Linked DNA regions of Mus musculus: all the other regions are linked to region 3. A link is a loop called in an ENCODE intact Hi-C map of the cell type or tissue named here. Cell type or tissue: heart. All regions are shown on one strand. Links, peaks and the distances in the headings refer to the core of each region. The heading gives the core; the rest is flanking DNA.

Region 1 (7,834 bases), core at 1,458-6,457, 61 kb before region 3:
AGGCTACAAAGAGAGAAAAAAGAGAGTTGAATTTGTTTGTTTGTTTGTTTATGTTTTCAGACAGAGCCTTACTATGTAGCCCTGTCCTACCTATAACTTGCTATCATCCGCCTCCCAGGTACTAGGTTTACAGGCCTGTGCCATCATGCCCAACTTGAATTGATATAGTTTTTTGTTGTTGTTGTTTTTAAGAATTCTAGGTATCAGTCCAGATATCCCTTACCACTTTCACGATCAAAATTTTTCAACCAAAACATTGTAAAGATAAAAATGTGAACATCTAAAGAAAAATAGATTGTATTTTCTAAAATAAAGTTATATTTGAAAATACAGAGAGGCAGAAAGGTGCGTTTCCGTTTCACAGGGAGCATCACCTAAGAATTGCCTAGGTATTTATTAAATATGCAGACTGCAGAGCTCTGCCCAGGTTTATAGGCTGGCCTTGAAGAGGCTCTAGCTTCAGCTATAATGACCATTCCAAATGAGGCTAATGATGTCTGAATCAGAGCCATTCCCCAAGGCCAGGGATTCTAAGTGTGGTCTCTCAGTCAGTGGCATTTGGCATCACCTAGAAACTTGTTAGAAATAAATATTTCAGGTTTCTCCCAGAGCTAATAATCAAGTGGGTGGGAACTCAGAAGTGTGCCTGACAAGCTCTTCGAGTGACTCATGCACACTGGATAAACTATAGCTCTTTTGAGAATTACTTACTGGGTTAGGAAATCAGAGGCCTGAGCTTTAAAATCACAGACCTGCCTACTTAATGCAAGTTGCTTGGCTACTAAATGGCCACTAAAATGGCTAGGAGAGTTGGAAAGGTTGCAGAGAAAGGATTCAAGGGATGGTCCCAGGCTCATTTAAAGGTACTTAACTAGTGTCTGTGATGTAGACAGAGCCACATCCAGTAAGAAATAAAAGAGTAGAGATACTTAGCCACAAAAGGGAAATGGGACTAGAGATGGAGCTCAGAGGGTGGAGCGCTTGCCTAGCATGCATGAAGTCCTAGGTTCAGTCCCAGCACATAAATGACAGGTGTTGGTGCATACCTATAATCCCAGCCCTTGGGAAGTAGAGGCAGGAGGATCAGAAGATCAGTATCATTCCTAGCTAAATGGGGAATTTCAGGATAGCCTGGGTTACATAAGACCCTGTTTCAAATAAATAAAAAATTAAAACTGAAGAGATTTTTATCATGGAGTCCAGGCATAAACCCAGAGCTAGAAAAATAGAAACTATATCTATGGAAACTACAGGGAAATCTACTATTTAGCTCAATATGACAAGTTGTTTAGTAAAGTTCTTCAAAGATGTGATAGGCTTATCTCAGAGGATGATGAACTAAAGCTCTTTCGCTCTTATTTATCCTCGAATACTCAGAAAACTCACTGGTAGAAACTTAGAAACAGACGTTCAAGCATCTGGTCTCTCTTGGACCCGTGGATAATTTTCAGGATTCTCCTTGCCTGAATGTCTTATGAGTTCATGTTTAGGTTCTGTTCATTTGGTAAAATTTCATTGCACACTTGGCTTTCTGGAGCCATCGCTGTGCTCTGGATCGTTCTGCACTGGACAGCGGTTTCCATGACCCTGTCACATGCTGTTAGGACATCAGAACCTCGGCTCAGGAGCACTTCCATGACAAGTCTGTTCTGTTTACGTCTTGTCTCCTGATGGAGGCTGGTGTCAGAAGTGGATGGAGTCAGATAGCGTGCGCCTTTCCTAAATGCTGCAAAACAAAGTGTTCCTTCAAATAACGTCAGCAAAAGAGAAAGGAAGCTGACAGCCTGATTCAGTGCACTGGTACGAAACCTGGTGAGCTGTTTGATCTCCAAGACCCATGTGGTAGGAGAGCAACTCCTGCAGGTTGTCCTCCGACCTCCATAAGTACTTGTGGCAGGTATGAGCCCACACATGATTAACTTACATTGTGGCAGGTATGAGCCCACAAATATTTAACTAAGTTTTTTAAATTTTTAAAAAAGAGAAAGATGGTTGTAAACTGTGGGCTTTAAGAACATAAAAGGGCATCTTCTGGTAAGATCTCAGTCATTGAATTGAAGCTGTGTGTGATTTATTTCTGTAATTCTTATATTAATACATTTAGGTGCTAATAATTTTCTCTATAGTCATTTTTAGGAAAAAGAAGTCAAGAAGCATTTAATTTTGGAAGCATTTGGGTTTGATAACTAGATAAATAGTCATGATTAATTCAGGTGTAGTTTGCTTTTCTTAAGTTATGTGGTGATTAATATTTTAATTTTTTCTTAATAATTAGGTACATTAATATAATGCCATTTTCTATAGTGTTCTTTCTGGGCTTAGGAATAGTACTTAAAATTTAATATACTTAACATCAAATTTTTACTGTCAGATCTCTTATGCTAACTTCATGCAATAATGAACATGTGCACGTCACAGTGGGTGTGGAGATCCAAGGACAGTGTGGGAGTTTTTCATGCCAGCCATGTAGATTCTGGGGATGTAACTCAGGTTGTAGGCTTGGTAGCAAACACCTTTATCTGCTGGGCATCTCACTGGCCTAATAGCGGTAACTCATGCCTTGACACCTAGCTGGGTTACTGAGGCTGTCTCTGACTTAGACAGCATGCCAGTGGATGCTGTTTTTTGTTTTTTACCAATTGCTTTGTGACAGGTTCTGGTTGCTGATCTCGCTGGGTTATTTAATAATAGCCAATAATGTGCTGAGGATGACGCTGCTTGTCTTTCAGGACTTGGAGGGAGTGGACATTATTCTCGGCGTCTGCTCCAGCGGCCTTCTGGTTTACAAAGACAAGTTGAGAATTAACCGCTTTCCTTGGCCCAAAGTGCTAAAGATTTCTTACAAACGCAGCAGCTTCTTCATCAAGATCCGGCCTGGAGAGGTACATAACTTAAATTTCTTTTCACTCAAACCAAACATGGACTGAAACATCCCTTGTAGCGGGACACGGTAGCAAATGCTTGTAATCTCCGGACTTGTAGTCGGGGGCTGAAGCAGGAGGAGAATTGCAAGTTCAGGGTGAGCCTGAGATACGTAGGAAAACCTGCCATCTGAGGAGGCCTCCTGCAGCTAATCCTAGCACTTGGGAGACGGAGAAGGGGGAGCAGAACTTCCAAGTCGGGCCACGTGAGACCTGTCTCTAACACCTACTAAACAGAAGTAAACAAGTCAACCTCCCAAATTGGTGGTCACATTTCAGGATATACCCACATAATTTTAGCTTTTATATAAAGAAGCTATCATTGTACAACAGAAAATTGTTTAAATAGGAGTTCATTTTTTTAAAGTTACTGTTTTTTTTAAACATAAATCCTTATTATTTTTCTTTTGGTATATATATATATATATATATATATACACACATATATATACATACATACATATATATATGATTTATTTATTTATTTTATGTAAATATACTATAGCTGTCTTCAGACTCACCAGAAGAGGGCATCAGATCCCATTACAGATGGTTGTAAGCCACCATGTGGTTGCTGAGATTTGAACTCAGGACCTCTGGAAGAGCAGTCAGTGCTCTTAACCGCTGAGCCATCTCTCTAGCCCTTGTTTTGTTTTTTACAGAGGTCTGTCTATGTAGCTTTCAATGTCCTGAAGATTTTGTGTGTGTGTGTGTGTGTGTGTGTGTGTTGTGGGTGTTGTATATGTTGTGTGTTTTTGTGTGTTTTATGTGTGTGTATTGCATATGTGTTGTGTTTGTGTTGTCTCTGTGGTGTGTGTATGTGGTGTGTGTGTCTGTCTGTGTGTGTTTGTATGTGTGTGTGTGTGTGTTGTATGTTGTGTGTGTGTGTGTGTGTGTGTGTGTGTGTGTGTGTTTGTTTAGGGAGCTATGTGTCTGGGTATGTGCACATGAGTATAGGTGTCTCAGGACATGAGAGACATTGACTGCCCTGGAGCTGGAGCTTTTTTTCTGTCAGATCTCTTCTGGTAACTTTATACAATAATGAACAAGTACATGTCGCAGTGGCTGAGGACAACATGGAGGTTTTTTCATTCTACCATGTTGATTCTGGGGATTGATGTAGGTGGTGGGAACTGAACTTAAATCCTGTGTGAGAGCAGTATGTGCTTTTAGCCACTAAATTATTTCCTACCCAGGGCATTTTTTAAAAAGCTCTAAATTCTTCTCTACCACTTCCTAGAGAAGTGAGTCTGGAAAGATCAGAAGCTGAGTGTCCTTATATTCATGAGAGATAGTAACTTTTCTGTCCCAGAGAAGCCCAGGCTGACCTGAGGTGGCGTCGTGTGTGTGTATCACCATCTGCTGGTCAACAGTGGTACTGCCTCAGCCTGGAAGTACTGGCTGTGCCTTGAAGCACTGTTTCATTCCATACTCATTTGTTTGTGCAAGCACCTATCAGTATCTTCCCTCCGAGTTTCAAATCCACGACTCTTAACAAGAAAGAAGCTTTTGAGACAGGGTCTCTGTATGCAGCCCCTCAGTGTGGCCTGGAAGTCAAAAAGATCTGCTTGCCCTGACTCTAGTGTTGACATTGAAAGGCATGCACGCCACAAAATGTTTATTAAACAGGTTCTTTGTGTCAGTGACTATTCTAGGGTCTAGAAATATAAAAGTAAGTAAAAGAATGCTATTCTTCAGCCAGCTTGCATTTTAATATAGGAAGGCAGAAATAAGTACATACACAGAAAGAAATATAATAAATGCTATGAGAAGTCTTCGGCTTGAAGTCTTAGCTATCCAATATATGTGAAAATACACAGTTCTTCCTCAAATCAGCTGAGACCAGCAGGATTCTGAAAAGTGAGGTGCCATGACTATTTCAGAGGGCTGTGCCATCTCATAGCTGACTGAGCAGATAATTTCTCTGACCTCAGTGTCTCCATGTGTAAAATTATACTTAGATATAGAAGGACCATTGCTAGAAATAAGAGCATGCAAACAAACCTGTTTCCTTTTCCGTCTTACAAAGTGTGCTTGAGGTGGAAACAGAGGCAGACCGAAGGCATAGAAATAGATGGATTTCTAGTAGGCCTGGCAGGAGGAGGAAGTAAGTCGCAGAGACTCGCTGTCCACCGTGGTGACTGCGGGTTACAGGAGGGTTGCTGAGAGGTACACTAGCAAGTGTAAGGCCGGGCTTTCGTCTTCAGCACTGACTCTTCCCATATGGCCAACAGGATGACTTTTAAGTATTCTTAAAAGACTCATGAGTTAGTCCAGAGACCAGGTAGCCTCGTTTGGTATTCTGCAACATATGCACACACCAGTCATTCTCAACAAGTCAGTGTGTGTCAGTTTTAAAAATTAAAAGAATCTGGGCTGGAGAAGGAGGCACACACCTTAATTCCAGAGCTCTGTGCTTTACATAGCCAGACAAGCCAGGGCAACGTAGGGAGACCCTGCTTTAAAAAAAAAAAAAAACAAAAAACAGTCATCTGGTTTGAGACAAATGTTTAGTTCCCAATACTAATTTCTATTGTGTAATAATAGTGGTAGGCTGGAGCAATTATGGGATGTCTCATTCCCTGATTACTGAGTAATCTATAATTACAAATGCAGGTCTGTGACTAACAAAAAGCAGCTTTAGACAGTCAAAGGTTGACTAAAGTGTGTCTCAGGGCAGTACCTGCATACTGTGTGTGTTCTAAAAATTAGGATGTATAAGTAATAGAAGACCTTCTTCCTGACCTTATTACTTTGGACAAAACCTCCATTGCTGAGCAAATTTCTTTTAATAAGAAAAAATATTAATATGTTTTTTTTAATTTAAAAAATATTGTGTGTGTGTATGTTTTGCCTGCATGTGTGTCTGCATCACATGCATGCCTGGTACCCATGGAGGTCAGAAGAAGGTGTTGGGTCCCTTGGGAGCAGATGGTGGTGCGGTGGTAATAGATGGTTGTGAGCCACCATGTGGGTTCTAGGAATTGAACCTCAGTCCTCTGGAACCACTGAGCCATCTCGCCAACCCCCAGACATTGTTTGTGTGGTATCTCTTCGATGGTATCCTGTTTCTCAGGCTCTGTGTCACTCTGATTGAATAGTATTTATATTTTATGTTTATTTGCCCCTCTATAGCAAGAACATTATGAAAGTACCATCGGCTTCAAGCTCCCCAGTTATCGAGCGGCCAAGAAACTATGGAAGGTCTGTGTGGAGCATCACACGTTCTTCAGGTATTTTCTGCTCAAGTATTTCTTTCCCAAGGATATGTTATTTGTGCCTGCTTCTATTTTGAATCTGTTATTGAAATTATCATCTCTGTGGAGCTGGCATTTTATTTAGCTCAGGCAAGAGCAACTTAATCAAGACAATGCGAACCCGGTTCTTCCTCTTTTGGCTGGAAAGCATGGCTCAGCATTCCCACGGTGCCTTTCCATGCACTGTAAAAAGAACAGCGGAAGTAAAGAGTGAGACCCAGTGTTTGCCTGGGGCTCTGGTTGCTTTCACAGCAGCTGAACTGTCCTGGACATAGGTTGCTACAGACCCGCCTCCTAATAACTGTATAGCTTTAAGCAAGTAACTTCTTCATGGGATGTGTCAATTTCCTGTATCTGTAAAATCAGATACATTTCAAGGATGTTGTGTGAATCCTGCAGTGCTATCAGGCGTTTTGTAAACTGTGAGACCTTACCTGTAGAAACTTAATGTTTTTAATATTATAGCTCCCAACTAAATGACTTCTGGTTGCTTGAGATATGACCCAGACTACAATAGGGATTGCTTGACTAGAAATTGCCACAAGAGTTCAAAAACATCTTTATTCTTGGTTTGATTTTTAGTTTTATAGTCACAATAATAAAGTAATCCAAATAAAATAATAAAATAGGAGCATTATTATCATTTTTCTCTCCCAGACTCACCTCTACAGACACCATCCCCAAAAGCAAGTTTCTTGCCCTGGGATCCAAATTCCGATACAGTGGCCGGACTCAAGCTCAGACCAGGCAAGCCAGTGCCCTGATTGACAGGCCTGCTCCACACTTTGAGCGGACAGCAAGCAAGCGGGCGTCCAGGAGCCTCGATGGAGGTTTGTATTAGATGTTATTGATGCTACCGTGATCTTTAGAGAGAGATAAAGGAAGCATAAGGGGTTTTTACTGTTGTTGCTTTGAAATAAGAACTTACTATATCTGCGACTGGCCTCAAGCTCTTTAGCTTCCTGTGCTGACCTCCTGAGTGCTGGGGTTACAAGCATGGCACCATGCCCAACTTGGCAGTATGACTATTTATAATAATTCTACTATCTCCAGTTTACGGAGAACCTCAGTGGCCAAGTGAAAGGGGTGCTGCTGACTAATCCAGACTTAAGAACTTAAGGCTGTGTGCGGTGGTGCAGACCCTTAATCCTAGCGCTCCCAGCTCTTGGGAGGCAGAGGAGGTGGATATCAGTGCTAACCTATCCTACACAGAGGTCTCAGGCCAGCCAGAGCCACAGTGAGACCCTGACTCCAAGCACACAAACAAAACCCAATAACAGAGCTAAGAAAACCATCTTAAGAATAAGAAGTGAAGTTCACTGCAGACAGTAATGGCTGAATACCAACAGATTCTACAAGTATTTAACTCGTTTTTTTTATTTTGTTCAGTCACTTGTTTTGCATGCCTTATGTGCCTACTGTTCCCTGGAGACATTGCTGTGGGCATCAGATATGATCTTCATGGAGTTTTCAGTCCATAGGTATAAACAGAAGCAAATAAAAATAACTTCAGGTAGTTGTGAGTGCTCTGAAGAAAATAGAATGGGAAAATGAGGTGACAAGTGTCTCAGGCTGCAAGATGGTGGAGTGCTTCAGATCAGGTAATCCAGTTACAGTCAGAAGGCTCCTCAGAACGATGTCATTTAGTTACACCTG
Region 2 (7,834 bases), core at 1,412-6,411, 52 kb before region 3:
TGACAGTGCACTCATATACATACAATAAATAAATATTAAGAGAGAGAGAGAGAGAGAGAGAGAGAGAGAGAGAAAGAGAGAGAGAGAAAGGGAAAGGGAAAGGGAAAGGAAAGAAATCAAGTTTTATTCCATGTAGTGGAAGGAGGTCCCAGCATCTGGGGTGTAGGGAAACAGGTTTCTGTTCTGTGTTGTCATTCCACCTGTGCCTTTACTGTGTTCATGTGACACTATTAGCTAGCTCATTCCTTACTAGTAAGTCACCCGACCTCCGCTTGAACTTTAGTATAACTCCTTTTTTGTTTGTTTGTTTGTTTTTGTTTTTTGAGACAGGGTTTCTCTATGTGGCTTCGGCTCTCCTGGAACTCACTCTGAAGTCCAGGCTGGGCTTAAACTCAGAAATCCGCCTGCCTTGGCCTCCTGAGCACTGTTACTAAATGTGTGTGCCAGCACTCCTGGCAACTTTTCTCTACACTTTTATTGAAACATTCTTTTTCTGATTTCTTCGGATAGTTGTCTACTGATATTTATCATTCTTATTTATTTATTTTTATTTTTATGTGCATTAGTGTTTTGCCTGCGTGTATATCTGTGTGAAGGTGTCAGGTCCCCTGGAATTGGAGTTCAGACAATTTTTTGAGCTGCCATGTGGGGGTTGAACCTGGGTCCTCTGGAAAAACAGCCAATGCTCTTAAGCACCGAGACATCTCTCCAGGCCCTTACTTAGCTTGAGAACATAAGCAATTCACCAAAATCAGAAACCTAGTTAGAAGTAGAAGCAGAAGCCAGCACGGTCCTCTGAGATGTGTGCTTTATTTTATTTTTAAATTCAATTGTATCTGTGTGTGAGCATATGTACTTAGTGTGGTGTCCTTGGACGTTAGAAGAGGATGTTAGGTCCTCTGGGTCTGGAGTTACAGGTAAGCTGCCCAGAGTGGGTGCTGGGAACGAAGCTAGGGTCCTCAGCAAGAGCCAGCGCCTGAGCCGCTGAGCCATTCAGTCCTCTAGCCCTGGGTGTGCGTTTCACCCTCTCACTTTTAGAAAGGAGAGGATGAAAGCTGCAAGAGTTAAGATTCATTAAGCACTTAGTATGTTCTAGGTGTTACTCTAAGCCAGCGGTGCTCACCCTTCCCAGTGCTGGGATCCTTCAATACAGTTCCCCATGCAGTGACCCCACCATGGAATTATTTCTGTTGCTACTTCATATCTGTAATTCTGCTACTGCTGTGAATCATAATGTAAGTAGTTCTGGAGATAGAACTTTGCCAAAGGAGTTGCTGCCCACAGGTTGGGAACCACTGCTCTAAGCAGTTAATGAGTTTTCCTACTGGGTTCGTGCCGCTTTCCTCTGGTTTTGATGTCTGTCATATTGGTGCATGTGTGGGGGTGAGCAGGTATGGCTGCTTATGCAGTAGCACGTATGTGGACATCAGAAGGCTGTTGCTGTGCACACGAGCATCTGAGAATTCTGTCTGTTTCCAGGGAAACATGAGTGCATGTCAGTGAGTGCACATGGAGGCCAGAGGTTGACATCAAGTGTTTCTATGATAACATTCCAGCTATGTTTTTGAGACAGGGTCACTCTCTGAACCTGGAGCTCGCCAGTGTGCTAGGTTGGCTTGCCAGAAAGCTGCAGGGATCTGCTCGCCAACCCACAGCTAAGTTCACAGACATAGACGTAGCTAGTGCACGGGGCTGATAATCTGAAATCAGGTCTTATACTTGCCCACAAGCACATTACCAGCTGAGTCACTTTCCCAGCCCACGCTGAAACACCTTAAATACAAATCACTAATGTACTAATAAACATTTAATTACTTCAAATGGGCAAATTGTACAATATATAAATTATATCACAGTAAAGTTGTTGAAAACATAAAACAGCGCTGACCATATTTATTGTGATCTGTAGTTTGTAGCCTCCTTACTGCAAAACTGAAGGGAATTTGCTTTTCTCCAGGGCTCCTAAGTGGTATCCTTCCGTTGAGTTATATGTCACTGTGTACATAATTAATATTTTTAAAGATTTATTTATTTCATGTATGTGAGCACACTGTTGCTCTCTTCAAACACACCAGAAGAGGGCATCGGACCCCATTACAGATGGTTGTGAACTACCATGTGGTTGCTGGGATTTGAACTCAGGACCTCTGGAAGAGCAGTCAGAGCTCTTAACCACTGAGCCATCTCTCCAACCTGAATAATTGATTTTGCCCAACATATTCTTGAAATAGTATTAGCTCATAGCAAAATAAGTAGAAGGACTGAAGTATATGGTGTTAGAAGTTACTGATATTTAGAATTAAGTATTTTTCTTCCTGTTGAGTATTCTCTCCCTGGCTCCCCTACAGTTGGCATCATTCACATTCCACAGGAAACTCAGGTCTCTTCCTGGCACCACCATGTGAGGCGAGGGCTCATGTGAGGGTCACTTTTGTCTGGCTTGTTTCTTACTACTTTTCCTAGTGGGGGATGGTCATTATAGCTGGTATTTTCCAGTTTGTGAACTATGACCACTTCTGCATCTAGTCATTAGTTTTTATATTTGTATCTACTTTCCCATGCACAATAGGAATGCTGAAGACATAAATCATTTGGCTCTGCAGTATTAGTATTGGATTAGAACCAAATTCATGTAGCAAGATAACACATGGTGAAAGCGAGGGCTATGTGTCTATGATTTCAGGCAGAGTTGAATTAATTTTTTGAGAGGAGGTGTGAATACACATGTAATCCGAGGCATTAACACAACTGTGAGAAAAATATTTTGTCAGTTCCCTTGTTTTGTTAGGCTTGCTCTACCATCTGCCACTCTTGGGTTGACTAGCAGAGAGCACCCATTAGCAACAGGGACTCGCAAGCGGCCACAGATCTGTCATTGCGAGATGAGACAGGCTCAACGGTTCTGTTATTCTTTTGCTAGGCATCCTCTGAGAAGTCTTTCTCTGGAGATCATTGCAGGATAGTAAGCATTTCTTTCGTGGTGTCATTTGTATAACATAGATGTAACTTTCTATTTGTCAGTCTGTTCTGGCTTAAGGAATTCCTTTGCTTTGCTTTATTTTTTTTATAAATATAAATGTATCAGAATAAATTATGTTCAGTAGTCTGAAGAAAGTACATAATAAAGTTGTATGCTTCCATAAAAGAGTATTCAAATCTAATAAAAGTCTCAGTACAAGAAAGAATGAGGGCCTGTTATCTGAATGTCTCAATCAGAGCCCTGGAGATGGCGCCGTGGGTGAAGGTGCTTGGCACATAAAGCTGAGAGCTTGGGTTCAATCCCTGACCCCAAAGTGAAAGGAAAGACTCAATTGCCCTGGGTTACCCTCTGACCTCTACACACATGCTGTGACGTGTGTGCGTGCCCCCACACCCCACCAACATGCACACAAGGAGACAGATAGATAACTAACAATTAAATACAATTTTAAAATGAAGTATTAAAGTAAATGTGATGGGACATACTTACCTTTAATCCCAACATTTAAAAAAAAGATTTATTATTTATTTATTTATTGTATATGAGTGCGCTGTAGCTGTCTTCAGACACACCAGAAGAGGGCGTCAGATCTCATTACAGATGGTTGTGAGCCACCATTTGGTTGCTGGGAATTGAACTCAGGGCCTTTAGAAGAGCAGCCAGTACTCTTAACCTCTGAGACATCTCTCCAGCCCCCTAATCCTAGCATTTATGAAATAAAGGCAGGCAGATATCTGAGAGTTCAAGGCCAACCTGATCTACATGCTAAGTTCCAGAACAGCCAGGGATATGTAGAGAAAAATCCTCTCTCAAACAAAAAAACAAAGGTTTAGTTTTGACATTAAACTTGAGTAAGCTTTACTACAAAATGTATGGACATTTTCTTTTTTTACCCTGGAAGTAAAGAACAAAGATTAAAAACTAAAGATAATGACTGTTTCTTGTTTTATTTTGTGATATTGGGGGTGGAGCCCAGGGCCTCCTGCCTGCAGGGCAAGCAGTCTGTCACTGAGCTATAGCTCCACTCTCTATTTTGAATTAAGTTACCTAAAGCAGATGCCAAGTAGTTCCAATCCAAGTCACAGTTAATGAAGTGCAGAGGATTTTATAGTCAGCCTGTACAGTGTCTTTTCTCCAGAGCGGCCCAGGCAGGCTTCTCTCCTCAGCCTCTGCTGCCTTTGCCTCTGTGCACTAGGTGTCAGCATCTCCTTTCTCTGTCTGCCCCAGCTGTGACACCAAAACTTCTCCAGACATTGTCAAATATGCCCTGGGGGGAAATCAACCCTGGTTGAGAGTCAGTGTTCCAAGTACTTTACAGAACAGGGCTGTAAGGCATTGGCAAGGTGGAGAGGGCGCTCCATTAGTTAATGCTTTATTTTTGGGTGAAAGTCCAGAATTTTTTTAACTTTTTAAAAAAATATTTATTATTTATTTAATGTATGTGAGTACACTGTAGCTGTCTTCAGACACACCAGAAGGGAGCATCGGACTCCATTACAGATGGTTGTGAGCCACCATGTGGTTGCTGGGAATTGAACCCAGGACCTCTGAAAGAGCAGACATTAACTGTGCATCAGTGCTCTTAATTCTGGAGCCATCTCTCCAGCCCTTTTTTGAATTTTTAATTAACTGATTTATTAAAAGAGATTGTCTGGCACAAAGACTTACCTTTACACATGTCAAACAGTAGTTCCTGTCTCACCAGAAGAGCCATTTTTAAAGGTTCTGTCTCTCTCTCCCTCTCCCTCTCTCTCTCCCTCCCTCCCCCCTCTCTTTCTTTCTTTCTTTTTGTAATAATTTTGTAGAAGCTTCATAGAAAAACAATAAACGAAAAGCGAGACAACAGGCTTTATCCACCTCACCTAATCAGATGTTTAGGTTCCTGAGACCATCTAAAAATAAACATTTATTTCAAAGCAGCTTATTGGGAGAGCTACCCTGAATCCAAGCTTTATTGCAAGTTTTTTTTTTTTTAAACAGACTATAAGTTAAGTGGGTTTTGATTTCTTTTTTCAGTCTTTATTCGAATTTAGCATTTATGAAACAGTGATGTAGATGTCCTGGTTTCTCCGTTGAGGATGTTTATCTTGTTGCCATCATCTACCTTAAAAAGCACAGTTTGTGTTCTCCTCTATATGACAGATACAGGAGGCTACAACAGTCCCGAGTGTCCTGGATTGGCAGTTTCACCCTGTGACTTTGAGGTCAGTAAGGAGAGTGACACCTGCCTTCGTCTGATCTTCCCTCTTTTCCTCACACAGCAGCAGCTGCTGAGTCCACAGACCGAAGTCCTCGGCCCACCTCTGCCCCAGCCATTGCTCAGAGTCAGGTCACAGAAGGGCCAGGGGCACCTATCAAAAAAACACCAAAGGAAGCTGTGAAGGTTGAAGAGAAGCGGGGAGAAGAGCCGGCTGAGCCCGCTGAGCCGGAGCCCACAGAAGCATGGAAGGTATGTCTTAGATGCCGAGGTCAGCTAGAGCACACTCCTGAGTTACACCTGTTTTCAGAGCAGCTGAATCCTACAGCTTCCCAACAAAGTTGCCCTTTCTCATTGTTTCTAAAAGAAGTCATCTCTTACCAACTGCCTGTGTATTTTTCTAGAATTTGATTTTCAAATAATAGATTTGCATAAAGCACATTTATAGAGCTATTTAAAGATTTCCTAATTTATTATTATTATTATTACTATTATTATTAGATGTGTATGAGTGTTTTGCCTGAATTTATGTATATGCACCATGTGCGTGTCTGGTGCCTGCAGAGGTCAGAAGAGAGCATCAAATCCCCTGTAACTGGAGTTACAGACTGTTGTGAGCCACCATGTAGGTGCTGAGTATCAAACCCAGGTCCTCTGCGAGAGCAGCCAGCTCTTACCTGCTGAGCCATCTCTCCAGCCCAGACACTTAAACATTTAACGGCTAGATAAGGAGAAGATCTATTTCGTGGGAACAATTATGCTTCCGGGTTGATCATTCTGAGTTCTGAGTATAACCATAGTCACTGTGCTGAGTTGAAAAATCACTGGTTAATTAGCAGATCTCTCAGAAATCATAGCTGAACTAATATTTTATATATGTTCAAGCTTTTAAATAACATTTACACAGTGCTAGTTCTGGCCTGTTAAAGTAGATGCAGTCTCACTTTTGTGAAAGAGTATGAGAGGTGGCAGTCCTGAGAATGACGCTTTATGGTAAGACCTTGGGGAGTGCCTTCTCATTTGCATACTGATAGTGCATAGATCAGGCTGTTCTTTTGGAGCCTGGTCAATATATGATTCAATGTAGGACAGTGGGCAACTGTTATTTTTATTTTAACTGTTAAGTATAACATACAGGTTCTCTGTCTTTAGTGACATTTGCCTGGTGTCCATGACATTGGTCTTCAGGTTCCTTGTGGCTTTTGAATACCTGTTCAGTTTTTAATGCTGGAATGTATCAATCTGCACTTTTTTTTAAAAAAAGATTTTATTTATTTATTATATACACTGTAGCTGTCTTCAGACACCCCAGAGGGGGGCATCAGATCTCATTACAGATGGTTGTGAGCCACCATGTAGTTGCTAGGCTTTGAACCTGGTCCTCTGGAAGAGCAGTCAGTGCTCTTAACTGCTGAGCCATCAATCCAGCCCTCAACCTACACTTTTGACTCTTCCATACTTATTAGAGAGTGTGAGGCTGTTGGAATTATCAAAGGGGGGGGGGGGTCTCCATGACACTAATGGCTAAGACACTGCTGGCCTTCTGCTATCTCACTAGTTTTACTTTTGCCCATAAGGCATGCAAGTACATCAAAAATAAGTTTCTTTTGCCTTTGAAGCTTTGGCAAAATGAAATGGGGTTTGCATGTTTCCCAGGCTAGTCTTGAACACCTGCAGTCAAGACACTCTTCTACCTTAACCTTCCTAATAGCTGGGGCTATAGGTATGTATCTGCTCTCCTCTTTTGGCCTCAATTCTTTTTTTTTTCCTCATTATTTAACTTTTTTTATACATATGCACTTGTATTTAGCCTGTATGTGTGGCTGTGTGAAGGTGTTGGATCCACTGGAATTGGAGTTACAGACAGTTGCGAGGCAATGAGGGTGCTGGGAATTGAACCCTGGTCCTCTGGAAGAGGAGATAATACTCCCAACTGCTGAGCCATCTCTCCAGCCCCATAACTCTCTTTTTTTCCTTTTTATTTAGTCTTCTGTCTTTACATCCTGGCTGCAGTGTCCCCTCCCTCCCCTCCCCCCATTCTCTCCCCACTTCCTTTTTCACCTCCCCACCTCCTCTTAGAAAAGAGCAGGCCTCTCAGGGATATCAACCAAGTATGGTACAGCAAGCTGCAGTGAGACCAGGCACATAGTCTCACTCAGGTCAAGGCTGGGTGATTGGCCTCAGTTCTTAAACTGAAGCGGTGGCTCTCCATTTTCTCCTGCTAGATTACTAAAGACCCAAAAGACGTATTGTTTAAACAATGAACTTAAGCTCTATGAAATGATTTAAAACTAGTATTTGCAGTGTATACATAATTCTATGAAGACATTATGTCTGTTCTAAGTAGGGCATGATGGCACGTGTCTGTAATTTCAGATCTTGGGAAATGGAGTTGAAGGCCAGCCCAGGCTACATAGTAAAACTCTGTCTCAAAAACAAACAAACCGGAAACGGAGACATTGTCTTTATTACTGAAGAAAAGTTAAGCTCCGACAAGTGAATTAACTTGCTAACTGGGTTGGATGTGCATATGTGTTTGGCAGTACTGCAGAGTCTGGTGTTACCTAATGTTTTTATAGTCAACCTAGAGACAATAGCACAGAGACACTGTTTTTTCGAGCAGTGCTGCTGTATGCAAGTTAAAGGAATATGTCAAG
Region 3 (7,834 bases), core at 1,495-6,494:
AGGCTGTTCCCAGATTGCGGTGTTTCCGATTCGGGCTCCCGGGGATGAATCATCCCCCTTTCCCGCCGCCTGGCCTCTTTTCCAGCCTCCTCCGCCCGAGGCCTCCGTGGGCCGCGTCCGGGCCAGAACAGCACCGCCCCGGGGTCGGGGCCGCACGCTGGAGCCGCTCCAGGAGGCCTTGTGCCCTGGTCCCGGCGCCGGGAGGCCGCGGGCAGCGGGGTCCGGGCGTCCGGTCTCGGTCCCCGGTGTCCCGGAGAGAAGCGGCAGCGGCGCCCGTCCCGGGCCTAGCACGGAGCGACCCCGGCCCGAGGCCCTGCAGACCCGGCCCGGACCCCTGCACCCCCGCTGCGCCCCGGGCCGGCTGCAGGAAGGGCGCGGGATGGCTGAGCCCCGCCCCGGACCCCGCGACCCGCCTCCGCCCGCGCCCTCGACGGAGAGGCGCCCGGCCGGCCCCGCCGACGGCCCCGCTCGCTCCGCCGGGCGCGCGGCCAGTTTCCATGATGCGGACTCGGCCCGGGAGCCCCCGCCTGGGATTGATTAGCCCGCGGCCCGTACTAATGAGAGCCGGCTGCGCGCGCGGCCCTCGCCCCTCTGGCCCCGGAGACCGGCATCCCCCGGCCGCAGAGCCTCCCAAGTGGATCTGGAGAAGGCACCCCTGCCCCACAGACGCTGAGCCCTCCCGTTCCCTCTGCTCTCCAGGGCTGACGCCTGAGGCATCTGCCTGTGTTGACTTCCTACTCACTCGCCCGCCGCCCGGGCGGGTGTGTGGATCCCCTGTCTTCCGGGTGTCCCTCCCACAACTGAGACCACAAGCCCAGGGCACAAGCTTCACTCTCAGCTGCCTGGGACTCCTGATCGGTCCCAGAACCCAAACCTCCACTGGCGAGGTCCACACTCACCTCCAGAGCACACTTAGGCCCCAGCTCTCCTCTTCATCTAGAACCAGCCGGTTCTTTCCTGTAGCCACTGTCCTCTTCGGGCAACTCCATCTCTTAAAGTCCCTGCAGTCTGCCCGCCGCCTGTCCCTGCCAACTGGTCTGCAAACGTCACAGAGCACCGTCCCAAATGTGCATCTGCCCCTTGCTGAAAACCCTCTTTGGCTCCCTGGTGCTGTCCGAATGGTTTCAGAGCCGGTGTGGTTTGAGCATGCTCCAGACCTTCTCACCTGGCCCGTGTGGCTGAAGCTGCCTAGGTCCCCAGTCCCTCTGAACTCTGGCCCCCAAGGCTTATCCAGTTTCTGGCTTTTCTCTCAGGAACACGGATTCCCCTTTGCACCTCGTGCTCCTCCAGAGCCCTGGGCCAGGTCTTCCCTCCCGTGCCCCCTCTGCACACAGCTGAGCTGACAATGCTCTTGGGGATTGACCTGTTTGGGGGGGGGGGGGGTTGCTGGCCGGCATTGAGGTCTGAGGCCCAAGGCTGGTTCTGACTTGCTCCTTTCTAGAGCCTTGTGCTCAAGGGAATGTGTGCCCTAGCTGGCCCTCCATGCTAGAGAGACATATATACGTGAGGCCTATGACTTCCTTCACCCCCCTCCTCTCCTCCACCCTGGGCCCGGGAGGAGGAAGGAAGGAGATGGGTGGGAGAGGAGAGCACACCTAAGCTCACCAGGGCTCAGTTTCCCTATCTTTATAAGAACAAATAGCACCACAGTGTGTTCTCAGAGCTGAAATGCTCGCACACATGTTGAACACCTGGAGCAAAGTGCTCGACATCAGCCTGCCTGTCCTCTGACTACTGCCTCAGGCATTGGGCTGAGCTGTGAGGGGGGTGGTGACTACAGGTCCCTTTCCCAGGTAGAACCCTGGCTCTGGTTCTCTCTGAGAGCTCAGAGAAAGTGTAACAAGCAGGAAGATAGGAAACCAGGACGGGGAGGCAGGCCTCCCTTCCCACAGGCCTCCCCTGCAGAGGGACCTCCCAGGCTGGGGGCTGGGGGTGGGGGTTCATCCTGTCTCTGCAGATGTGTGGCTGGCCAGAGGCCTCTGGGTGGTGACAGTGATAATCCCCAGGCAGTCTGGACCTGATTTGATTCTGCCCTGGCCTCTGTGTGACCTAGACACCCGCTTTCCCTTCTGAACTGGGAGGAGCCTGAATGGATGGGGGTAGAAGCCAGAAATGTGACACCGTCACCCCAGGCCATCCTGGAGAAGAGTGCACGCCCGCGCGCGCGCACACACACAGGAAAAAAAACGAGAAGACAAGCGGGCACAGCCCTACCATGTGCAGGGTCTGGAATCCTCATCTTCTCTTTAAACCAGGAGGGCGTGTGCAGCCCGAGCCATCTCTAGAGGAGACAGCTGGCGGCAGTGTGCTCTGTACACCCCTGTCCCTAGTGACTTTAACCTAGAGGTGTATCAGCTCGGTCAGCTAAGACTTTAGAGTTGTCCAAAGGACAGAGTGTGGTCCTGCTCCATCCTAGCAGAATGGTAGAGCCGGACTGGGAGCAGTTGAGTGTGAGCCCTGTTTCACAAGATGAACCCAGACTCCCAAGGCTCTATTTCCTGAAGGCTGAGTCCCAGAGAGGAGGAGTTCCTTGCCCCAGGTGGCCCTGCCAGTACCTGGCAATGTTGGGATTCAGGACTCTGAACTAATCCCACCCACCAAGAGCTCAGGTCCTTAGAGAGTAGTGGCTGTAGCTCGCTGAATCCATGCTCGCTCTGGAAGCTCTACTCTGGGTGATGCTGGGCTCTTTCTAGGTGTCCTTGGGCTGCTGACAGGAAAATTTAATGTGGATTCTGTGACTCTCTAGAGCCTAGAGCGGAGAAGGCAGAACTTGGTGACCCTGGAGCCCCTGAGGGAACAAGGCCCTTGTGACAATAGAGTCGTCTCCCCAAGCCGTACTTGGATGGAAGTTGACTAGGCTCCTCTCTCTGGTCTACCCAGTTCTTTGTACAGTCTCTGAGGTGGGCTTTCACCCTTATCGGTGTGGAACCAGCTTCTGTGGCAGGTGTACCCAGCCTTGCCCTGCTCACATCTATGCCTGCTCGTGAACAACATAAGAAGACAGTATTTTTTTTAAAGATTTATTTATTTATTATATATGAGTACACTGTAGCTGTCTTCAGACACCCCAGAAGAGGGCGTCAGATCTCATTACGGATGGTTGTGAGCCACCATGTGGTTGCTGGGATTTGAACTCAGGACCTTGGGAAGAGCAGTCAGTGCTCTTAACCACTGAGCCATCTCTCCAGCCCCAAGAAGACAGTATTAACCACTTAAAGGACCTTGGGACTTCCTATAGTCCCTCCCACTGTAAAGAAAAGGCCAGTCCTTTTCTTTAGCTACTTCTCTGCGCTCTTACAGGCACTCTGTTCCTGGGGCAACAGACCTGTCCACTTAAAGGCTGTGGAGACAGCAGGTGCCCTAGGGAAGTCCCAGCTAGTTCCTCTGAAGACTTGAGGAAGCCTGGTGGAGCCCTGGAAGTGTCCAGAAATCTCAGCGGCAGTCATTTTAGCTCCATCCTACCTCCTAAAAGTTCCAACTAGGCCTTATCAGAGCAAACATCTCCCCTGGTCCAGTCAACTGGAACAGGACAGGGCAAACCAGGAAGTCCAAAGGAGCCGGGGCTGGGAGGAGTTTCTCAAAACCCTGGGAGGGAGTGGAGGGTCCCACAAAGGACTTGAGCTGCTGATCTGCCAAGGCCTTGGAGCAGGGCTGCTGGCCGGAAACGTGGGTTTCCTCTCCACAACAGGTGTGGCCCTGTGCCCATCGTCCCCACCTTCCTCCTCCTGAGCACTTTCAGCTGATAGGGCATAGCAGGAACCCCCCACCCACCCAAGAGAAGAGTGAGGGAATATCTGCCCGTTTGCCTCCCTGCGCAGTAAGGTTGGGAAATGGCATTGCGGTGTGCAGAATGACCCTGGAGGGGAGTAGGGTGGCAGGTCACCCACCCACCCTGGTGTAGTCGCTCCTACCCGCTGGGTGTTTTGTGCTGGAAAAAGCAAGGTAGAACTTTTAGCTGTTGGGGTCCCTGGGGTGGCTGTGGGCTTGTCGCTCCACCACCCTTAGGTGGTGGCACTTGCCTTGCCCTTGTGGTTAAAGATGCTTGCTCTCCCTTGTCTCCAGGAGCCTGACCCCAGAGAATGAGGAGATGGGGACCCCAGAGCACAGCCAAGATTTCACGGGAAGCTGGGAAATGGGGCTATGAGACAACTAGGAGTCCGCCACAGACACCACAGGAATGTGGCAACTCCTTTAGTAACAAACTACACTGCCAATGAGGCAGTGGGCTCCTGGTCTCATAGGCTCCAGACCCTGTAGGAGGTTCCCAGCTAAGGGAGAAATGGAGCATGTGTGGGGCGCCCCCTGGCGGTCGGGCCGCAGCCATGCCCGAGTGTGCCCGCTGGCCTCACTAGTGCCCACGTGTCCTCGATCCTCAGGAACACCCGCCCTCCGGCCTCACGTGTGAACTCCCTGCAAACCACCCTGCTCCCCTGGGGAGGTCAGAGCAGATGTCCACCCCAATCCCCGCCACGTGCAGCTTACGTTGGGCTCTGTAGTGCTCTTAGCAGCCCTTGCTCCCCCAGGCCCTCTTGGTTAAAGGGTGCAAAATCACCCCATAACGACAGAGCTACGCTCCATTCTGTACTGTGTGGGTTCTGTCCTGGTCGGCTTGCACGGACGCAGCCCTAGGTTGAGCATCCAGCAGGCATGTAGAGGAGCGCCCCTTCATCAGACAGAATACCTCTCTGTCTGATGGGTCTGTGGTGACTTCCACCGGCCCAGGGGACAGAGGCCCACTCATACGTCCTCATCGTTGCGCAGCTATCTTCCTAGTGAGCCTCTGCGTCCACAGTCACACCATTCATTTGACAGGGCAAGGCTGCAGGCCGCAGGGGGGCCTCCACAGTTGTCATGACCCTCAGTCGTGAAATGGGACTGGCGGCCTCCAGAGTGGGATGTGGTGGGAAAGGATGCCTCTCCACTCGGCTCCAAGCCCGATCCTGCAGGTGCCGGGGTGGGGGTGGGTTAATGGGAGAGGGGAGGTGTCAGTGTCTGGACCTCAAGGCTGTGAGCATCCAGAGGCCTCTCTACCCAGAGCTAGCAGAGACCATGGCTCAGAGCATTTAAGTAACTTAAGAGGAGGATCCAGCAGCAGCAGTCTCAAACCCTTCCTGGGAAAATGCCGTCAGCACATCACCTTCCCAGGGCCTCACCCCTGCGTGCACCTAACATTTAGGCATCGCAGATCAATTGCCTCCACCATACTCCGCGACAAATCACTACAGGGGAAAGGAAAGACTGTTCCCCCGGGCGTGGGGTGGGGTGGGGGCGTTTAAGTCCTAGAGGATTCTCCCTAGAGCCTCATCTGGATGGTTCAAAACTCCCCTACCTATATATGTTTCCGCGTTATTGGCTCCAAGCCGAATTCCTGGCTTGGAAGAATCACCCATGATGCCCCAGGACGTTTTTTTTCTTTTTCTTTTTTCAAACATCTTCAGTGATTCCTTTCCTGCCAAGAGATGCTGGAGGGCCGAAGATGAATCAAGTCAGCGAAAGTTCCACGGTCAAGTTGGATGGTAGGTGCCTGGCTCGCCCCCACCTCGCCCTACCTTTCCCCACCCACCCCTGTAGCTACCGATGCCTGCGCAGCAGATCGGGAGGGAGGGATTGCTGCGCTCGGCTGCGGCTGCGGAATGGTGCCTGGATTTACGAGCCCGCCGCGTGGTGGGGCTTGGCTGGCCTCCCTCCCCAAGTCGGTTATAAATAACGACACTGTAAAGGCCTTTGTACTGGGCACTTTTCTTTACTCTCTCGGGATTAATGTCTGGGAGGGGACGACTGCCCAGCTTCTGCCACATCCGATCTCCCTCTTGCCCCCGGGGTGGTTCCTAATTCCCTCCAGCAGCAGTTCACACTCCGGTCGGCAGCCTTAGCCCATAACCGGTAGTACCAGGCCCAACGCAGTACGGTGGTTGTGACTTGCGTTTCTTTAGGAGCAACCCAGAGATTGTTGGTGGACAAGAAGCACCGGGGTTGCCTAGGAAGTAAGGACTAAAGATAAATGTATTCTCTTAATAAAGAAAAGAAGCCGGGCGTGGTGGCTCATGCCTTTAATCCTAGCACTCGGGAGGCGAAGGCAGGCGGATTTCTGAGTTCGAACTCTACAAAGTGAGTTCCAGGACAGCCAGGGCTATACAGAGAAACCCTGTCTCGAAAAACCAAAAAAAAAAAAAAAAAAAAAAAAAAAAAAAGCAAAGAAAAAGAACTGTGATTCTAATGGGGTCCCCTGAAATTCTCAGTTGCCTTGGAGAATCTCTTTTCTCGAGATTGCCTTCACGAGTGCAGAACCTCATCTTCTAACTCCTTAAGTCATCGCGAGGCAAAGCCCAGAACACAGCGACCAGGCAGAGAAAGGCCAGACCCCCTCAAAGGGTCAGCTCTGCCTGAGCCCCAACGCACAAACCCTGGTTCTACTAAGATGTTTTGTTTTAAGACAACTCAGTTCTGAGGATCTCTACGTGTGGAGCTAGGAGTGCCCTGGTTTCTGCATCCAGAAGGCTTCAGGACCTAGCGTTTCTCCAGCCCCTCCCTCCCAGACTGTGACCTCGGGCTTTGCAGAAGCAAAGTTCTGGACTCCCAGCAACACCGCTGTGGTCTCCAGGGTTACCCTTCTGAGGGATGCCTTTTTTTTTTTCCTGAAGTTGAGGGAATCAGAGCCCTTTCCAGCTCCTATCAGGCTAGCTGCCATGCTGGATAAAATAGAAGTCCTAGAGGCTGGAGTTGAAGCTGAGGGAGGGATAGATTTGCCTAGTCTGCATTAAGCTCTAGGTCGGAAAGTCCTGCCAGTCTGCTGCAGTCTGTCTGTCTCTCACGCACCACACACACACACACACACACACACACACACACACACACGGTGCCACAGAACCTCTTCCCACTTAAAACTCAGCTTCATTGGAGACAGAGCACTCCCTCGGAGGCTCACAACTGTCTGTAACTCTACTCCCAAGGGATCCGACACCATCTTCTGACTTCTTTGGAGACTAGGCACACACATAAATAGAACTTTTTATTTGTTTGTTTGTTTAAATCAGCTTCATCAGGGTTTCAACACCGTATGTCACTGCCTCCGATGGTGGTTATAAAGTGGATCTTTTCTGGGTGTCATGTGTAAATTTCCCACATTAATTTTTTTCCTTCTCCTTCTCTTCCCTGTGCCCTCAGTGTGGTGGAGAGGCTGTGGCTGACTAACCACGCAACGCTGCCAGCTCTGCTCAGTAAATATTTTAGGCTTTGAGGACTTTCCAGCCTCGCTCTGCTGCCTCAGGCAAGCTCCAAACAGGCAGGCGTGGCTGGGCCCAGAGTGGACCTGATGGGACTTGGTATGGCTTTTACCTTTACCCACAACCATTTGAAGCTGCTGAAACACTTCTGAGCTCGCAGGCCACCCGGCAGTGGGGAAGCAGGCTCCTTCGGCCATGGGTTCCGGCTTCCCAACCCCTAATCTCAGACTACAGACTGTCAAAGTGGGTAGACTATGCCTTTCCCTCGGCTGTGACAAAATGCCCACAGACGCAATTTAGGGCAGGGCTTGTTTTGTTCCCAATTTAAGGGTGTGGTCTATCAGGGTCAGAGTGTGAGGCAGCTGGCTATGCTGTGTCTGTCAGGCAGAAAGCGGTGAGAGATGAACCTGGGGCTCAGCTCACTTTCCCTGTTTCCTTCATTCCTAGCCTCTGCCCCCCCCCCATGACGCCTCCTGACCACATACTGGTGGAGCACTTCACTTCTCTCTCCAGGAACTTTTCTGAAAACGCCTTCTCACCCCTACCCTCACCCAAAGGTGCATTTCTGTGCGGTTATCAATCTAGGTGACAAGAGCCAGACATGGTGGCTC
Region 4 (7,834 bases), core at 1,717-6,716, 160 kb before region 3:
TTGGTGGATAGGGCGGAGCTCCAAATGCCACATTTATTTTTTTTCCTCTCTGGAAATTTATACCTTCTTAGACCAAAGTTCCTCATAGATACAATGTTACACAAAAGGGGAGTTACAAAAGGATGTCAACAGTTCAAAGCAGTGCTTCTTTCTACAAGCTCATTATAAGTTCAAAGCAACAGTTTCCCATGGCCTTGCTTTATCCTAGTGCACACCTGTGGCTTCATCCTTGGACCTGGCCTAGGATGAATGTTTTCTCTTGATCACAGATTTGCCCCAAGCCTATTTATTTTCTTAGTGCAATTTATGAAAGCTCACTGTATTCCTTCTTATGCAGCCTTTACTTACTATTCTATGAAGGGGGGCACAGATTTTATTCTTGATTCTTTATTACCTCTTTTGTGGTTACAGGTTCCGCCTGCCCACTGTGGCTCTTCCTGCATGGCACTTAACTGTGTTAGACAGTTAAGACTATCTCCTTAAACTTTCTTCCTACAATTATTTGAATCAAATCAGGAATGCTATAATTAATTCATCTAGCATTAATTCATGGAAGTTCTTCATGTTGATCTGCAGGAGATCTGCCCAATAGGGTGGGCTGATGCCCAGGAATCGTTAGGCTATGTGATAGTGTCAGGAAAAGCATATTAGTAGTGAGAAGCAATCCTAGGATGAAGTCTCTTGGCCTCTTGTCTCTAAGAGCTCTCCCATTGCAGCCATGCAAACAGTGGGCCATCGCAGGAAAGCTCGCTTGCTTGCCATAGCCTTTCCGAGATGGCTTCTGACGCCTGCCCACTGTGGCTCTTCTTGCATGGCACTGGCCAACCTGGCTCTAAGCATATGACCATACCAAAGAAGCCAGGAGTTGGGCCGGGGAAAGCCCTGCCTGGGGGAGTGGCTGTGAAACCCAGACCTACATCCTACTCTAGCTTCAGAATCTCTTCAATACTTGACCTACATTTTCATGGGTCCCAGGAAGGACCTTGGCTTGAGGTTTATGAGATCTGTTGCCAGTGTTTCCAGCACGTATATCGGGCATCTTTAAAAAAAAAAAAAAAAAAAGATGTATTTATTTATTTATTTAATGTATGCTAGTGCTCTACTTTCAAGCACACCAGAAGAGGGAAACACACACAGAAGTGGATGCTCACAGTCAGCTATTGGATGGAACACAGAGCCCCCAATGGTGGAGCTAGAGAAATTACCCAAGGAGCTAAAGGGATCTGCAACCCTATAGGTAGAACAACATTATGAACTAACCAGTACCCCCAGAGCTCGTGTCTCTAGCTGCATATGTATCAGAAGATGGCCTAGTTGGCCATCATTGGAAAGAGAGGCCCATTGGTCTTGCAAACTTTATATGCCTCAGTACAGGGGAACGCCAGGGCCAAGAAGGGGAGTGGGGGGAGGGTATGGAGGACTTTTGGGATAGCATTGGAAATGTAAATGAAGAAAATACCTAATTAAAAAAAAAAAGAAGAGGGAATTGGATTCCATTACAGATAATCATCTGTGAGCCACCGTATAGTTGCTGGGATTTGAACTCAGGACCTCTGGAAGAGCAGCCAGTGCTCTCAACTGCTGAGCCTTCTCTCCAGTCCTATGTCCAGCATTAAAAAAAACCCTGTAACTCCAGCTCCAGGAGACCCACTGCCTCTGGCTTCTGCACGTATACGCATACACGTAGAGGTCAGAGGTCAAGTTCAGGTGCTATTCCTCCAGAGACCTTGTTGTTTCTCTAACATTATTTTAAAATGCATTACCATTAGTGCTTGTGCCCTGATACACATGTGGAAGTCAGGGGACAACTTCTTAAAGTTGGTTTTCTTCTTCCCTCTTTATCTGAGTACCATAGATTGAACCCAGGCTGGCATGGTTGCATGAACCACTTCACTGGCCCCATCTTGTTGGGTTTTGTTTTGTTTTTGTTTTTTGTTTTGTTGTTGTTGTTGCTTTGTTTTTGTTTTGTTGAGACAGGGAACTCTCCCTGGGACCAAGGGCTTGCTGGTTAGGTCAGGCTGGCCGTGCTCCAGGGATCTGTCAGTCTCTGCTTTCCCAGTTCTGGATATCTACAGTTAGGACACCCTTCCAAGTTTTTATGTAGGTACTAGGAAGAAAACTTGGCCACTAGGCGGAAGTGGCTTCATGCCTTTAATTCCAGGACTTAAGAGACAGAGACAGGCAGATCTCTGAGTTCAAGGCCAGCCGGGTCTACAGAGAAAGTTCCAGGACAGCCAGGGCTACACAGAGAAACCCCATTTTGTAGCAGCAGCAGCAGCAGCAGCAGCAGCAGCAGCAGCAGCAGCAGCAGCAGCAGCAACAGCAATAGCCATTGGGTTTTGTGACTCAGCAGTTAAGAGCACTGGCTGCTCTTGCAGAGGACCCAGGTTTGATTCCCAAATCCCACAGCATGCTGTTTTCTGGATTTTGCTGGCACCTGACATACAAACCCACACGTAATTAAAAATAATAAAAATAAGTATTTTTATGGCTTAGTGTTTAGTATTTTGTTATAGACTACTTTTTAAAAAAAGATCCATTTATTATATGCAAGTCCACTGTAGCTGTTTTCAGACACACCAGAAGAGGGCATCAGATCTCATTATGGATGGTTGTGAACTGCCACATGGGATTTAAACTTAGGACCTTTGGAAGAACAGTCAATGCTCACCATCTCACCAGCCCTACTGTAGATTTCTTGTGGAAGATATTAGTGTCTCTCTCAAATCTATGCCCTTCTTTAGTAGTAACAATAGCATCAATAACTGATTGTTTCTCATGTACTCTGAGCCACACATGTTAAGGGCTTATAATATTTATCTTTTGTAACCCTTACAATTTTAGAGGCATTCTTTTAAAAAATTGATTTATTTTATAACGTATGAGTGTTTTGCTTGCATGTATGTGTGGTGCCCTCAGAATTCCGAAGAGGGGGTTGGATTTCCTGTACCTGTAGTGACAGATGGCTGTGAATCACCATTAGTTACCAGGAATTGGACACAGGTCTGGCACAAGAAGAAGAAATGCTCTTAATCACTGAGCCATCTCTCCAGCCCAATAAAAATAAAGGTTAACAAAACCCCTCAGGTCCTAAACTTGCCAGACAAGCTTTCTATAGACTATGACATCACTCAGCACCCACCCACTTAGGATAGAATCTTACTAAGTAGCTTAGGCTGGCCTTGAGATCTTTCTGTCTCAGTGTTCCGGGTGCAAAAAAAAAAAAAAAAAAAAAAAAACCAAAAACCAAAAACCAAAAAACAGGTCTGTGCCCCATCGTGTCCATTGCTCTCTTTCTTAGGGGAAGAAAGTGCAGGGGTTCAGAGGGTAGTTTAGACTGATTTAACTTCATGACAGTCCTCCCACCCCCACATCCACAAGTGCCGAGATTACAGGCCTGAGACACTATGCCTGGCTGAATTTTTTTTTTCTCCTTTGTCTTTGCTTGAGAAAGAGACTCAGTATAGTCCTGTCTGGCCTGGAACTTGCTGGGTAGACCAGGCTGGCTTTGAACTTGCAGTGATCCTCCTGCCTCTGCCTCCTGGATTCTGGGGTTACAAGAACCTGTACCTGGTCACTTTTTTTTTCTTTCTCTTAAACGGGGCCCTAAACAAGCTGCCTACCCTACAGTCTGGACTTTGCCTAACTGGTCAGTCGTCCAGCCTAGCTCGTCTCGCCTCTTGCTGTGTCTCTAGTGTTGTGGTGCTGGACGACGTCCAGACTTAAAGCCTCTTCCTTGTCAACCGTGCATGTGCTGTCTGTCACTGAGCTAAAGTCACTAAGGGCACTTAGGGAGGAGCTAAGGAATAGGATAATGTCCTTTATTTGTTGACTCTTAGCGAGTTGTGTGACCTGGCTATGCAACCCAAGACAGATTGCCTGAAAGCCCCCTTCCCATAACCCCTACTTATAAATGAGATGCTGGCCGGCACTAACCCTGGAGCGTCTTGAGACGGCTCAACTCAGTGCCTCGGCCCCCTCAGCTCTATAACACTAGGTGGCGCCAAACACCACCTTTCCTTCTACCTGGATTTTTTTTTTTTTTAAAGCGTGGGTGATCATCTCAGGTCTTTCCCAACTGTGGTCAAATCTTTCCCGCTCCCCAGCAAATTAAGGTGGTGTGTTCAAGTCCTGCTCAGGCTGCTTAGGGCCTGTGTTCACGAGCAGGTCACGCGCCCCATTTTATTCCTCTCTAAAGCAAGGGAAGAGGGGACAAGGCGCTAGGCATCTCCCAACACCCAGGACTCTTCCTTGGGCAGAGATTCTCTTGGCCGGATTGACAGCGGCCACACATGGCAACAAAACCAGAGGAACCAGAGCGGTGGGGCCTTTCAGAATTCTTAAGCGTTCGGTGGCAGGGTTACAGATACACTAACATAATTTGTCTGGGGACACCCCCATTCTCTTATTCACCCCCCCCCCCATTCCAACCCTAACCTGGGACAAAGAACACTTACATTTTTCTCTATTTATGTCAACTCCCACCTACTCATTCTAGAGATTTGTCCCATGTTCCCAATGTGTCCTTCTGAGATAATTGACCCCATACCCACCACCAAGCCTCCTTCTATGAATGACTGCCACACCCCCCATATACCATGAATGGTCCCACTCCCCAGCCATCCCCAAATCTGTCTTTGTGTGCCTGGACCTGGCATCCGAGAACTTCAATACCTTGGTCTCATGGCTCCTTCGGTTTGAAAGCTATGCCAGCCCGTGTGTTTTGCTCCTGGAACGCATATTTTTACTATTTTCCTATCTTTGAGTCTTTACCCAGGCTCCTCCTCCATATGGAATGTACTTTTCCAACCCTATGTAGTAAATTCATCCTACAAAATCTAGCTGGAAGGTTACCTCCTCCAGAAAACATTCTTCATGCTGCCAATGGAGCCATGTTGCCTTCCCAGCTCTGAGTACACATTAGTTCAGGGTGGTCCTCATAGGAGCCGTGGTGAATCACAGCAGGGGTGTGCCCCCCCCCACACACACATTCCCCCTTAGAGAGTAACATACAAATGCTTTCTCTTCCAGTGGCTCCAGTGGGAAAGAGAGACAGGGTGTGAGAGCCGTTGCATCATCTGATTGACGAAGAAACAGGCTATGATTCCTGCGAGAAGCAGAGGCAGGATTCAGACTGCGGCTGATTAGGGCTGCCTGGTTGCCTCAGGATTGCGTTCCCTCTTTCCCAGCATGCCTTTGGCCTGGCTGAGTTCCTCTTTCTACCCTTGGACTTAGCAGGGTATTGGTCAATATTTCTGCTTGTTGAACTAGTAGGGTTCAGTGTATTTTGGAGACAGGGCTGTACGGAGGCTTCTTAGCTTCCTCTTGAATTCAGTGTGTAGCCAAGGCTGACCTTGAGCTCCTGAGCCTTCTGCCTCCACCTTCTAAGTGCTAGGATCGTGGGTGTACACCACTACATCTGGTTTTTTAATTTAAAAATGTTTTCACCCCCACCCCACCCCTGTGTGTGGGTCAGAGGTCAACTTGTGGGGGTTGGTTCTCTCCACTATGTAGGTACTGGGGGATGGAACTCAGGCTTGGCAGCTGGAGTCTTCACTTAATAAGCCATCTTTCCAGCCCACCTGGCAGGTTATGAATTTTGTTTATTTATTTATTTAGGTTGTGTTTTGTTTTTATAAAATTTGTTTGTTTTGAGATAGGATAGCAGACACTATGAAGGCTCTCTTAAGCCTTGGCCTCCTGAAATATTATGACTAGAGACGCAGAGCATTGAGCATTCTCTCTCTCTCTCTTCTCTCCCCTCTCTCTCTCTCCCTCTCCCTCTCTCTCTTTCTCTCCCTCTCTCTCTCTTTCTCTCCCTCTCTCTCTCTCTCACTTTCTCTCTCTTTCAGAGAGATTAACTTTTTGTTTGCTTGCTTTGTTTTCGAGACAGGATTTCATGTGCCCCGGGCTGGCCTCAGATAGATTCTCCGGCCTAGGATACTAACTGAAGTGTTAGTATTGTGGGTACGCTACCATGTCTTTGTTTTTGAGGGGAGGGGTGTTAACTTCCCATAAAGTCCTAAATAAAGTTCAGTTGAAGAAACAGATGTTCCCACATATGTACGCCCACGTGTCACCCCCCCACACCCCATCTATTCCCTGGGCGCTTTATCGCTCAGCTCACGCCCACTTGAAGCTGGGGACAGCACCCAGGCTCTGACAGGATAAGGAGGCTCAGGCATTCTCAGAAGGGGAGGGAGGCTGACACAAACAAGTCCCTTCCCCCCCCCCCCCCCCCAGTTTATCAGTTGCCCACAGGCCCCAGCAAACTGAGCCTTCAGCCTCCAGAGGAAGAAAGCTGTGCCCTGCCTGTCACCCTCGAAGTTATTTCAGAACTGTGTGGTTGTCACATCAGCTCTCTGAGCGTCAAGCATTTCTGACTGGAAGAATTTAATGATATAAAAAAAAATGAGCAGATGGATAGAAAATACTAGCGGTGAGGAAATGTGAACTGTCCCTTCAGGATGTCACCTCTCCCACGGAGCCTCTCAGGTAGGGCCCAAGAGGGACGCTAAGAATTCCTGGCGGAGGCAGTGACCTATATCCCTCCACAGGCTTTCCAAGACTGCATTGGTTGTTCACCCAGTGCTTCAACGGGAAACACACAGGTGCCTGAGCACAGAGGTTCCAGGGGCAGGTCAAAATTCCCTAGGTGCAGATAGCTCAGGGCCAGGCATTCTGATTCTAGGGCACGAATAGTCACCCTCCGTAGGTAACTCACGCTCACCCTCCCCCGGCCCAACCCCCAAGTCCCAGTATGCTGACAGCCCACACGGAAGTTCACAAACACTTTCTCAGATGTATTCCCAAGTACAAACTCACACATAGGCACACAGGCTTATCAGGCAGGGCCAGGCGCCGGCGTTGCTGAGTCACCCACTAGCAGCAAAAACCCAACAGAGCTGGAGCCTCATGCCGGAGAGCTGAGAGGTGGGGCCTCTTCAGCCCTTTAGAATAACTCTGTCCAACCCGGGGCTGGGGTTTTCCTATTGGCAGCCCTTAGATTGAGTCCCGGGAAAGGAGGCAGTTGGCCCGGGAGCCCTTGTTTACTGAGGCCAAATTAAAGAATTCATAGTCTGCTCTCTCTGGCATGCATGACTGGATACATGTGATAGCAATTAAAAAAATAATACTGGATCCATGATTGAATAATTGCATTTGTAGTTTCCATTTCAGTTAACCAGCACAACAATTCTACGTAATGTTGGTGCAACATCGTATTTTACCCCCAGGGAAACAAGCTTACCCACAGGCTCAAACCTGAATTAATGTAAGCAGGCTACATCCGAGTTTCTAGCTTTGACCAATAGACAACACTGCCCTGGGTAGTAGGAGAGAGGAGTTTTGGTTGGCTTGGGAGCCTGGGTGTATGTCCCAGGTTTTTGTACGGGGTTCATATAGCCAGTTCTGCAACATCCAGATTTCTGGTTAAAGGACTCAAAAGGCTTCTCTGTGCCCCTGAGTGACTCTCCCGCTCCATGATGAAAATGCAGGTCACCAAAACTCAGGAAGTTATTTGCCCTCAGTGACCCTCAGTTTCTCCATTTGTCCAAACAAGAGTCTCACTCTCCAGGGCTCCCTGGCATGGTGAATACTCCATGGCTTTAGGATTTGACTCTCTGATTCCTATGAATAAAAGGGGGATTATGTTTGTCCTCTGTAGGTGGGAATCCCAAGGCAGATTTGGCCTTAATCTCATGAAGAGCTTTTGAAATTCTGGGGTAGTTTAGTTAGGATGAGTCCATGCTGGGAGTCAGCCAGCTTCCTGACCTTGCTTGTCACTATGTGAGCAAGGGCAGGTCTGAAATGCGAGGAAGAGGAGGGGTCTTAG

What was found. Hi-C counts contacts between places; a loop is a spot of excess contacts. Peaks named below come from ENCODE experiments on the same cell type or tissue, not always from the same donor. Only the 100,000 strongest peaks of a DNase experiment are listed, where the experiment ranks them.
Region 1: a loop joins it to region 3, with 3 times the contacts of the local background. A loop is called at or near these places in 15 of 42 quality-filtered maps.
Region 2: a loop joins it to region 3, with 4 times the contacts of the local background. A loop is called at or near these places in 14 of 42 quality-filtered maps.
Region 4: it touches region 3 in a loop (5-fold over the local background); 20 of 42 quality-filtered maps call a loop at or near these places.

The regions. Positions count from the first base shown.
Region 1 is chr4:131,973,858-131,981,691 of GRCm38, reverse strand. It overlaps Epb41 (erythrocyte membrane protein band 4.1), which reads left to right. Exons shown (of 21, transcript NM_183428.3): 9 at 2,730-2,882; 10 at 6,057-6,154; 11 at 6,836-7,008. Among named protein-coding and RNA genes, the nearest start is that of Tmem200b, 56 kb to the right of the region's middle. In heart, for the core only: CTCF peaks have their summits at 3,271, 3,472 (motif pointing right) and 4,290 (motif pointing left); a DNase peak (open chromatin) is centred at 4,281.
Region 2 is chr4:131,965,383-131,973,216 of GRCm38, reverse strand. Epb41 (erythrocyte membrane protein band 4.1) reads left to right here. Exons shown (of 21, transcript NM_183428.3): 12 at 5,242-5,429. Among named protein-coding and RNA genes, the nearest start is that of Tmem200b, 48 kb to the right of the region's middle. In heart, for the core only: a CTCF peak has its summit at 4,167 (motif pointing right); no DNase peak of the experiment used is centred there.
Region 3 is chr4:131,913,126-131,920,959 of GRCm38, reverse strand. Gm12992 (predicted gene 12992) reads left to right here and starts at 931. Exons shown (of 5, transcript NR_102393.1): 1 at 931-1,192; 2 at 5,439-5,516. It also overlaps a transcript of Tmem200b not described here. In heart, for the core only: a CTCF peak has its summit at 4,303 (motif pointing left); DNase peaks (open chromatin) are centred at 1,659, 1,959, 3,749, 4,379 and 2 weaker places; H3K4me3 peaks cover 3,204 bases; H3K27ac peaks cover 3,570 bases; H3K27me3 peaks cover 904 bases.
Region 4 is chr4:132,075,944-132,083,777 of GRCm38, reverse strand. No RefSeq gene overlaps it. Among named protein-coding and RNA genes, the nearest start is that of Epb41, 7.8 kb to the right of the region's middle. RefSeq lists an enhancer at 4,551-7,834. In heart, for the core only: a CTCF peak has its summit at 3,982 (motif pointing right); DNase peaks (open chromatin) are centred at 4,017, 5,207 and 6,137; H3K4me3 peaks cover 1,595 bases; H3K27ac peaks cover 2,148 bases.